2 separate regions of the Homo sapiens genome follow, and region 1 is linked to region 2. The links are chromatin contacts, found by Hi-C or POLR2A ChIA-PET in ENCODE. All regions are on one chromosome and are shown on one strand. The core of a region is the stretch at or near the end of the contact, and the rest is flanking DNA. Distances in the headings are between cores, read along the strand shown.

Evidence for each region. Hi-C counts contacts between places; a loop is a spot of excess contacts on that map. ChIA-PET counts read pairs that join two places held with the same protein, here RNA polymerase II (POLR2A). Pooled maps may share reads with other maps.
Region 1: a loop to region 2 is called in a pooled map, with 2.6 times the contacts of the local background. The contact joins two enhancer-like sites. A Hi-C loop is called at or near these places in 4 of 50 pooled maps. POLR2A ChIA-PET finds 5 or more read pairs at or near these places in 3 of 52 experiments (PC-9, Panc1 and activated B cell).

The regions. Positions count from the first base shown.
Region 1 is chr17:68,254,350-68,260,152 of GRCh38, forward strand. It overlaps AMZ2 (archaelysin family metallopeptidase 2), which reads left to right. Exons shown (of 7, transcript NM_016627.5): 5 at 55-218; 6 at 1,351-1,527; 7 at 2,465-2,806. The coding sequence ends at 2,620. It also overlaps a transcript of ARSG not described here. Among named protein-coding and RNA genes, the nearest start is that of AMZ2, 9.2 kb to the left of the region's middle. Within about 2 kb of position 1,627, at least 7 of the 41 ENCODE cell types and tissues checked have a DNase peak (open chromatin) inside an H3K27ac peak, as active enhancers do.
Region 2 is chr17:68,052,883-68,058,133 of GRCh38, forward strand. No RefSeq gene overlaps it. Among named protein-coding and RNA genes, the nearest start is that of KPNA2, 20 kb to the left of the region's middle. Within about 2 kb of position 1,634, at least 14 of the 41 ENCODE cell types and tissues checked have a DNase peak (open chromatin) inside an H3K27ac peak, as active enhancers do.

The DNA of each region.
Region 1 (5,803 bases), core at 377-2,876, 200 kb after region 2:
TCTTTCTTCAGGGACCTTACTCTCATTCTGTCACTGTTTGTCCTTTTTTTGTAGGTGTGGGGATATTCAGCTTTGCCAGGTATGGCAGTGATTTTTATAGCATGCACTATAAAGGCAAAGTGAAGAAGCTCAAGAAAACATCTTCAAGTGACTATTCAATTTTCGACAACTATTATATTCCAGAAATAACTAGTGTTTTACTACTTCGATCCTGTAAGGTAAGTTATTACAAAAATCTGACAGGACAGTTCTTTAAAAGAGATCTTAGTTCCGTAAACTGTATATTGTCAGTCCGTAAGGTAATATTATAAATGAGTTTGTATCATTTGTATAATTTTGGTGCATAGTGCTTGACTGAAATGATCAGTAAAACAATTTAAATGGATACCTTCATATTGAAATTTACAATATCAGTGCCAGTTTTTCTGTACTACTAGTTACAGCCTTGGCTGTACCCATGTGCTATTAGTGTAATTCTGAATTCTGGTATGAGTGGGTAACCTACTTTTTCAAGCTACTGTGGTCATTGGGCAAAGCTGCTTTCCCCAGGCCTTTGGAGAACCTCTGCTCTGGCCTCTCTGGGAGCCTGGGCCTTCCTGCCCTGGGCTCCAGGTTACCCTCGACTGTAGTTGTCCTGGCAGTTCCTGATATCCCCAACTCGGTTTTGTGGAAAGCCTATCTCCCCTTTCTCCATAGCCAGAGAGATGGGCTTTTCCTTCAGCTAGAGAAATTCTGCTTTTACCTGTACTATTTGTTGGGGTTTGACAGCTACACCTCTGAGAACTACATTCTCACAGTGTGTTTCATGGGCCCCCTGTGTCATTGCCACCTGATGTTCTCATTAGCATGCAGATCAAGCCCCCTTTCTCCCAGACCTACTGAAATCAGCATCTCTAGGGGAAGAGCCCCAGAATCAGAATTACAACAAGTACCCTAGTGTAGATCAAGGGTTCTCAGCCAGGGGTGATTTTGCCATCCAGGGAATATTAGCAACGTCTGGAGACATTTTTGATTTTCACAATCAGGGAGGGAGTTCTGTTGGCCTCTAGTGGGTAGAGCCAGGGATGCTGCAAAGCATCGCACAGTGCACAGGACAGCCTCCCACAACCTGGTATTATCGGTCCAACATGTCAGCGATGTTGAGGTTGAGGAAGTCTATAGCAAGAAAGGCAGTAAGACATTTGGGGAAATGAGGGATTATTAAGTCTTTGAAGGTCTGGACAGGGTGAAGTTTTGGTGGTAATGGTAAGGGAGTTGATTCCTATGTTTCTTGGAAAAGCAAGAAAAAGAAGAGACGTGTAGCCTAATGTGATGGTGGTCTTATAAAGCCTCAACATGATTGTCTTGCAGACTTTAACCCATGAGATCGGACACATATTTGGACTGCGACACTGCCAGTGGCTTGCATGCCTCATGCAAGGCTCCAACCACTTGGAAGAAGCTGACCGGCGCCCTCTAAACCTTTGCCCTATCTGTTTGCACAAGTTGCAGTGTGCTGTTGGCTTCAGCATTGTAGAAAGATACAAAGTAAGTTGGGGGGTGGACAGTCTAAAGAGGGGGAAGTGGTTATCTGAGTAGCAAACCCATGTTTCTATTATATCCTTCTCTGGAGTTATAATTTATCAGAGGAAATTAGTGTAAAGATAAGCAGGAAGCTGCGGTTTAAAAATGTGAAGAAATGCTCTTCTTAAAAACTTCAGCTTGCCTTTGAGTGATTTATGCTTACAGTTCAATGAGAAATAGTGGAAGAAGTTTCTTTGCTTCTCTTCCATTTAGGGCAAGAGAGCTTGACTTTGCAGAACAGAATAAATATTGATATGTGTGGCAGAGTTCATTTTTTAAACCCTATAAGTGTGTGGACAGGATTTACCTTTCCAAATATGGGACAGAGGTATGATGTTCATTAGGAGGAAAAAAATGATTTTCTTTAAAAAGGAAGAAGGAAAGTACCTAATCTCAGTATGTGTGTGTGTGTGCCCACACTTGCCCACAAACATCAATATACATTCATGTGTCTACTCATGGGTATGACTGCATTCAGGTGACTGCACAGAAATGTCTACACATGTGTTTTCACATACATATGTCTACCCATGCCTGTGTGGACACTTATATATGTATATACGTACATGTCAAAGTAATATAATGCCTTGTGGAATATTTAGCAAGTTGAGAAAAAATAACATCCTATTATGCTAGAAACAAAGTGTAAGAATGAGTGTATTTCTTTTTCATCTTTTTTCAGTGCGTACTTTTGACATCATTTGTAATTCTGTGTGTATTTGGTACGTGCCATTTCACTCAGTATATCATTAGCATTATTTCATATTCACACCATCATTATCAAATGCAGCGTCTTCATGGGGTAATATGTCACCCTATGATCTAGAAGCCAATGCTTCTCTCTTGCCTGATGGTATTTTGCTGTGGTTTGTTGAAGTGCGCATCTTTCATGTTTTTCCAGGCACTGGTGAGGTGGATTGATGATGAATCTTCTGACACACCTGGAGCAACTCCAGAACACAGTCACGAGGATAATGGGAATTTACCGAAACCCGTGGAAGCCTTTAAGGAATGGAAAGAGTGGATAATAAAATGCCTGGCTGTTCTCCAAAAATGAGGACCTTCAAATAGGAGTGATTGAAATAAATAACTACTTGCATGTTATGCTTTCATTTGGGTGGAATACTTCATTGGAATAAACTACTGATCTTGTGCTGTGTCAAAGTAACAGACTAGAACCTTCTTTCAAGTACCTGAATTGAAATGAAACTCATTTTGAATAATAAAAACTCTAGAAACTCTTTATCTTCTCATCTTACTGGCCTGGTCTGTGGCAGCAAGCACATTATTTCCATTCCCCAAATATGTTTAGGTCTCCCAAGAAAGCTGGGACTGGCGGTAACGAGCAAGTAAATAACTTGAAAAAGAACCGTTCAATGCCCCAAGGAACCAACCAACATAATTTCCAGGGGGTGATTTTGTTTTTAGAAGAGCCGCTCCCCTCTTTTAGGCCCAGCCAAGTCACATTTTTGGACGTCCGTGGGCTCTGATCACCACAGCCCTCCTTTTCCGAGAGCCTACCTTACTGTCTCAAGTGCATTACCTTGTTTTTTTCTCTTGCTGGTTGTCACCTTATCCCTGAAAGAATGAACAGCTTGTATCAGTTTTTAGCAGCTTAAAATATGACCTATCAGGAATATTTGCAAGTGAAAATAACAATGGTCCTTACACTACCACAACATTTGGTGGTGGGAGTTCCGCTGCAGGTCTCAGCTATAACATAGTCATTTATGAGGGATCTTACAAATAGTGTGTAATGGTATTTATATTTGTGAGTGTTGCACTTTTTCTATAGATTTAGAGCGGCTTTCAGGTTTATTTCAGTAATAATGTCCTCCTCACATTACATTGTGAAGTGTTTACCTGAGTCAGGGAGAGAGTTTAATGGGGTTATCTGTCGGGGTGCCATGAATGCTGATGATGGTCTGCAGGGTGTGAACATCAGCCCCATTGCTACGGGGGTGGACAGGTGGAAAAGCTCAGACTTGACAAACCACCTCTGCTAGATAGATGTATCTTGGAAATCCAGAAATTACAGTGAATATTTTATGGAATATCAGTGAGCAGACAGCATTTCCCACTTTCCTATCTTACCTTGAGGGTAAGACTTAAAGGTATATATGTATTTGTAATTTGAAACCTGGATTCTTCATTGTTTGATGTATGCAGTATGATGTAACAAAGTATAGAAATGATCCCTGAAAGTATAGTCTTTGATGTATGGAGTATGATGTAAGGCACATTTCATATCTGAGTCAGTGGTTTCCCTTGGAGTCATTCTACTTGATTGAACCCATTTAAGTCATTTTAGAAAATGGTGGTTTGCTATTAAAATTAATTGGAGAGAATACTTGGTCATTCTATTAGGAAAAAGAGACTGATGGAGCATGGTGTTTTATGGATTCTGTTACAGGGCTTATTCCTCCTTGAATAATGTATTTAAAAAATTATTGTCCATTCGATTACATTTTTTTTTATTTTCCTACAAGGCAAGCACGGTTTTAGTCCTGTAGGTCAGCCTTTGTCACAAACTCTTTTGAACTAAGATTTGCCTAGTTGAATAAATAAGGTCCATTTGTGTCTACACTGCACTATGAGACTAGGAGAAAAATCATCTAAGAAGTCATTCACTCTTGCTAAAAATTGAACTAAACATAAATTTTATATGATTCATTTGTTCAGCAATCATAAGTGCTGTGTATAACTATATATTTTTGGATAATTTCTTAGGGTTCAGCTTAAAAATATAATTTGCTTACTGCAACTAAATTTTATGTACTATGGTTAAATCTTTGTGGTTTTAAAAGATAATTTTCACTAAATAAATCCACGCAGATTTTGCTCTGCAAATGCTGGCTGAACAAAGTATTGAGCTAATAAAGAGAATTAATAATTTTCTACTATCTAAATACTCTTAAAAATCAGTGAATTTGGAATGTTTTTCATTTATGTCATAGATCCTGATCCTGGGCACCTGTGGAGTTAGTATCTCTCCGGTCAAGAGATTTTTCAGGCCTCAGACTTCTAATGGTGAGGGTTAAGTAGAAGAATTTGTCGAGGATTACCCGTCGGTTCTTGTCCAGCTTGCTTTTTGAAGCACACATTCCCCTGATATGAATAATTTACATTTCAAGCCCTACGAGGGACAGAGGGCCGCGTTGCTCCCTCTTGGGAGCAGCAGTGCTAAAATCGAAGCAGGCAGCTGCGGGACCGCTATAGCCGGCCCTGCGCTCGGGCCCTTCCCGGGCAGGAAACGCGTCGCTGTCCCCGGCTGCGCCCAGGCCGGCGGGCCCAGCAGCTGCGAACCGCCGGCGCACCACCTGTTTCCGCGCCCGGGGACTTCCCCGGCGGGGCTCAGAAGTGTGGGATCGGTCGCTTGGCTTCCCCTGGCGTCAGCGACCCAGGGTAACCTCCTCCACTGCTGCGTGCCGTGCAGGCCTGCCTGTGTGAGAGCCACGTGTGCCGCGCTCTGGGCACAGCCTTGGAAAGTCAGGACCGCGACGGCAGCAGAGCAGTGAGTGGAATTAATTCTCAAGTAGAGCATTTAAAAAGTGCTTCATTGAAGAGTTTGAATCTCAGTCACTTTGTAGATTCTGATATCTAGAGTGGCACCGTCCAACAAAAATATAATACAAGCCACATATGTAAGCTTGATGTTTCTAGTAGTCGTATTAGCAAATGCATAAAGAAGCAGGTGGAGTTAATTTTAATAGTATATTCTGTTTAATCCAATGCATCCAAAATATTATTTCAATCAATATCAATGCTGAATGTTTTATGTCCTTTTTTTGTACCATCTTCAAATTCCCGTGTGTTTGTTACACTTGCAGTACATCTTACTTCCAACTGGCCACATTTTCAAGTGCTCAACAGCCCCATGTGGCTTGTGTCTATTGTATTGGACAGTGCAGCTCTAGACCAGTACCCAACTCTAGTGTACCTGGAAAAATGTACCCGTGGTATTGAGTTACTAGGAGAGGAAGGCTTATTTCAGGAAAAGGTCATGTAAATCTTCTGTCAGTACAGCCGGTGTTGACATTCAAGCTGAAAGGGTGTATGTAGACACCGTTTAATGTCTACATTAAAGGCCTCTGGCTTCGGTGTTAACTTGTTTCTTTAAAAGCTTGATACTGTTCTCTGTTGCAGCTTGTTTTTTACCCTCCCGTCTTCATTTTCAAGGGCCTGGTATTGTCTTCAAATGCATTTCCATTTTTGGAAAGCAGAGTCGTAAAGCATTAAT
Region 2 (5,251 bases), core at 384-2,883:
ACCGTGAAGGTCTGTAGCTTCACTTCTGAGCCAGCGTAGACCATGAACCCACCAGAAGGAAGAAACTCCCAACACATCTGAACATCAGACAGGACAGACTCCAGACACGCCTCTTTAAGAGCTGTAACACTCACAGCGAGGGTTTGCAGCTTCGTTCTTGAAGTCAGTGAGACCAGGAACCCACCAGTTCTGGACACGTGCCCACCGTGGCCTCAAAGTGCTGGGATTACAGGCATGAGCCACTGCACCCTGTCGCTTTTTTTTAAATGTCACTCCCTGATCCTAAGTAGTGTAAGACCTCAGATGAACGAATGTAACTGCCATTGACTAAAGAACTCTAGTTGGACAGGCGTTTTAGCTGTTGTCCTTAAAAGATGGCCTTTGGTTGACATTCGTTCCAAAAGCATGATGAAACACTGAAAACTTGTGTGGTTCCTTTGTCCCAGGAAAGGGAAGATGGCAAGGGCTTATATCTCGTTTGGCAAGGAGTTCACAGTTTCCCTGCAAGCCCCAGAAGGTGGGTGGTAACAATGGGATGTGTTTGGCTCCTCATCCTCCTGCTGACAGCCAGGTCTCAGAGAGGCAAGTCCCACACTTCCCAAGCTCTGGATCCGAGCTTCGCTGCCGCAGAAGGAAAGTCTAACTAGTTAGGAAGCACAGAACTTGCCTGGCCTTCACCAGCATAATCAGATCTGTCATTCTCTTCAGGAACTGGCTCTGCTCTAGGCCTTGTTCTTTGCTCTGGAGGTAACAATTGCCATTTTTCTTTGGTATTTCTGCTGTAGTGATCATACTTGCCCTTCTCATAGGAAATCATGGGAATCAGCCCCAGTCACAGCTGGCTCCCAGATGGCTCTTGATCCTGTGACCCCACCAACATTCCAATGCGATTTGCTTGGGAGGTTCAAACTTGGCTTGCTGGGGCACCATTCTTCTGGAACCCCACCCTGGGAGATTTATAGGCAGGCCTTGGAGAGAACAAATCTCTAGAGGTGGGATGGGGCCAAGCAGTTTCCTTGTGTTGCATGTTCTAGAATTCTGCCTAAAACAAAAGAGGCTGACCTCATTCTTGCCCCACCCGAAGATTGAGCGGGAATAACTAACTAGCAAGCTATTACTGACATTGCTAAATTACCTAACAAAGTTCTTTCTGTCTCTGTCTCTGTCTCTCTTGATATATACTAATATATGTGTATGTATACTATATATATAAGAGAATTCTTCATATATATGTGCATACATAAGAGGAATTCTCTTCCAGTGTGTGTTCTTGCAGTAGGATGCTAAGTTTGACATAAAAATGATCTAAGAAGATTGTATTCTCCAGGTCCCAGGCTGAGAGTATCCAACCTGTTCAGGTAGAAATGGCCAGTAGAGCTCAGATAGTTTCTCATTACAAAGAAATTCTTTGGTGTCCATTTCCTGGAGATACTGTGGAGGATGCTAGCAGGTTTCTAACATACTTCAGCTGTTCAGGAAATACTTTAAATAATTTCCTGCTGTAGAGAGTAGGAGGAGGGCCTGAAACTTGGAATGCATTACTCTCTTTATGGTCTCAAATGTGGTTCACAAGGACCCTTCGCTGTTCACACACACGCTCCGAGGCGTTCTTTTCTGCCTCTACCAGCCTTTTTATGTGGGAATGTTCGTTTTCTAAGTGTGGCGAGAATCCTACTAACTTGGACTTCCCATAGCATGCTGGCCTGAGCTTCCTAAGGAACTCTACAAACATGAGCTAATTAAGCTTGGAAAGCCCCATGCCAGTCCTCCCGGCTATTATTGAAATGAGGCCAGCTCTGAGGTGGACCAGCTGCAGTTTTTGCCCGGCAGCAACAATTCAAACAGTGGAGAGGAAGGGAAGCTGGCTGCCTAACGCAATTGAAACTGCAAGGGAGAAGCAAGTTAGGCAACACGTAATTCATTGCCTCCTTGGTTTGCTTCAGCGTAACAGTGGGGCTCAGATACTGGCATTTTAACTGGGTCAGTTAGGCCTTTGTCCAGGATTTCAGGCAATGGCCCAAAAATGGACAAGTCTAAGATTTTGCTTTTTTTTTTTTTTTTTAATTGAGGTGGAGTTTTGCCTTTGTTGCCCAGGCTGGGTGCAATGGCGCCATCTCAGCTCACTGCAACCTCCACCTCCCAGGTTCAAGTGATTCTCCTGCCTCAGCCTCCCAAGTAGCTGGGATTACAGGCACGTGCCACCACACCCAGCTAATTTTGTATTTTTAGTAGAGTCAGGGTTTCACCATGTTGGTCAGGCTGGTCTCGAACTCCTGACCTCAAATGATCCACCCACCTCGGCCTCCCAAAGTGCTGGGATTACAGGCGTGAGCCACCGAGCCTGGCCTAAGATTTTGCTTTTATCTAAAGCAGTGGTTCTCAGTCGAGGGAGATATTGCCCCCCAAGATGACAATTGACAAATTCTGTAGACTTTTTTTTTTTTTTTTTTTTTTTTTTGCGACGGAGTTTCGCTCTTGTTGCCCAGGCTGGAGTGCAATGGCATGGTCTCAGCTCGCTGCAACCTCCACCTCGTGGGTTCAAGCGATTCTCTTGCCTCAGCCTCCCGAGTAGCTGGGATTACAGGTGCCTGCCACCACATATGGATACTTTTTGTATTTTTAGTAGAGATGGGGTTTTGCCATGTTGGCCAGGCGGTCTTGAACTCCTTGGCCTCCCAAAGTGCTGGGATTACAGGCGTGAGCCACCACGCCCAGCCAACAATTTACTTTTAAAAGGTAAAAGTAAAGCTGGTGACAATGAAAAGGGCATGTCTTTGCCCTTTTCTGCCTAAGAGATTAAAACGTGGACAACATGCAATAGCCTTCAACTCTGGTCTCCCTGCCTTCTCTTCCTCTGTTGTACCACACCAGTCCTCACAACCACCACAGGGTGTGTGCGTGTGTGTTTTATGAACCTTGTTCACCCTTACAACAACTTATTCTCCTAGATTCCTCCCTTTCTATTGTCTTTATTATAATAAGGTACAACTTTTTAATTTAATTTTTTTTTGAGACGAGTCTTGTTCTGTCGACCACGTTGGAGTGCAGTGGTGCGATATCAGCACGCTGCAACTTCCACCTCCCAGGTTCAAGGGATTATCCTGCCTCAGCCTCCCAAGTAGCTGGGACTACAGGTGCCCGACACCATGCCTGACTAATTTTTGCATTTTTAGTAGAGACGGGATTTCACCATGTTGGCCAGGCTGGACTCGAACTTCTGACCTCAGGTGATCCGCCCATCTTGGCTTCCCAAAGTGTTGAGATTACAGGCGTGAGACACCACACCTGGCCTTATGTGCAATTTGTATTCAGTAATGAGTGTGAAGTGCTGTAATCTGAAGCGTGCCGCTCAATGCTTTTTTTTTTTTCCCAGACAAGGTCTCACTCTGTCATCCAGGCTGGAGTTCAGTGGTGCAATCTTGGCTCACTGCAACCTCTGCCTCCCGGCTTCAAGTGATTCTTGTGCCTCAGCCTCATGAGTATGTGGGATTACAGGCCCAAGTCACAATGCCCAGCTAATTTTTGTATTTTTAGTAGAGATTGGGTTTCGCCATATTGCTCAGGCTGGTCTTGAACTCCTGGACTCAAGTGACCCTCCTGCCTCAGTCTCCCAAAGTGCTGGGATTACAGGAGTGAGCCACTGTACCCAGCCACTCAATGCATTTTTACCTACATGGACACCCAGGTAACCACCATCCAGATAAAGACATGGAACATTTCAGCTGAGTGCGGTGGCTCACTCCTATAATCCCAGCACTTTGAGAGGCCAAAGCAGGAGGATTGCTTGAGTCCAGGAGTTCAAGACCAGCCTGGGCAACATGACAAAACCCCGTCTCTACAAAATACAAAAATTAGCCAGGCGTGGTGGTGTGCACCTGTAGTCCCAGCTACTTGGGAGGCTGAGGTGGGAGGATCGCTTGAGCCAGGGAGGTCAAGGCTGCAGTGAGCTGAGATTGCACCACTGGACTCCAGCCTGGGTGATACAGTGAGACTCTATCTCAAAAAAAGAAAAAGAAAACTAATGTGCCTCCTTTATCTAAAACACCAATATTAAGAACAACGATATTTCTAAAAATTCAGAGCTAGGTGTCAAAATGAATTCACCCCAGAGTGCACCAGGCATCGTCAGATTCTCTTCACTAGATTCAACCCCCAGGGCTCCTAAGTGGCTTCCAACCTGTGCTGTGGATGGACAGTGAGTGAATGCTTTTGGCTTTACATAGGAACGGTGAGGACCGGGTGCGGTGGCTCACGCCTGTAATCCCAGCACTTTGGAAGGCTGAGGTGGGCAGATCACCTGAGGTCAGGAGTTCGTGACCAGCCTGATCAACATGGCGAAACCCTATCTCTACTAAAAATACAAAAAGTAGCCAGACATGGTGGCAGGGGCCTGTAATCCCAGCTACTTGGGAGGCTGAGGCAGGAGAATCACTTGAACCTGCGAGGCGGAGGTTGCAGTGAGCTGAGACCATGCCATTACACTCCAGCCTGGGCAACAAGAGAGAAACTCCGTCTCAAAAAACAAACAAACGAACAAAAAATGGGAAGGGTGAGAACAAATGTTTTTCCTTCTAATAGTTTAGAAAGACAGAAAGTGGAAGTTATTGGTTCACACACACACACACATCAACAAAGTATTTGTTTTCTCATGGTGTGCCAAGATTTTATGCATGTCAAAAATATGAACACAGGGCATAGGGTTTGCTATGAAAAGCAACAGGGGGAGACTGAGTTCTGTGTGTTGTGGGCGAGGGAGGTATAGTATTTGTGAAAGCTGAAGACTCCCTCCTGACTGGAAAACCGCCACAGGGAGGCAGTAGAGCTTAGTGGCAAATAGCATTGGCTCTGGAATCAGATTTGAATTTCAATCCAGCTCTGACACCTAATAGCTGTGTGACGTCCAGCAAGTTGCTTAACTGCTCTGTGCCTCACTTTTCAACTCAGCAAAATGAGGATAAAACTAGTATCTAACTCCTACCAGTGCTTTAAAGGTGATTTGAATACGCAGCTCAACAAGTAAGCTCTCAGTCAGTGTTAGTTTACAAAGCAGGAGTTTAAGGGGGCAACTAATTTCATTTCAGATAGATAGATAGATAGATAGATGATAGATAGATAGATGGATCTTGGATAAATAGATTTTTTTTGAGAGCATAATATTTTTCAAGCTGTGCCAAATGGTTTAACCCAAAATCTAAACAGTTGCTCAAACAGCCTTTTTCCAGCCTCCACCTACAATCATGTCCCCTTCTGA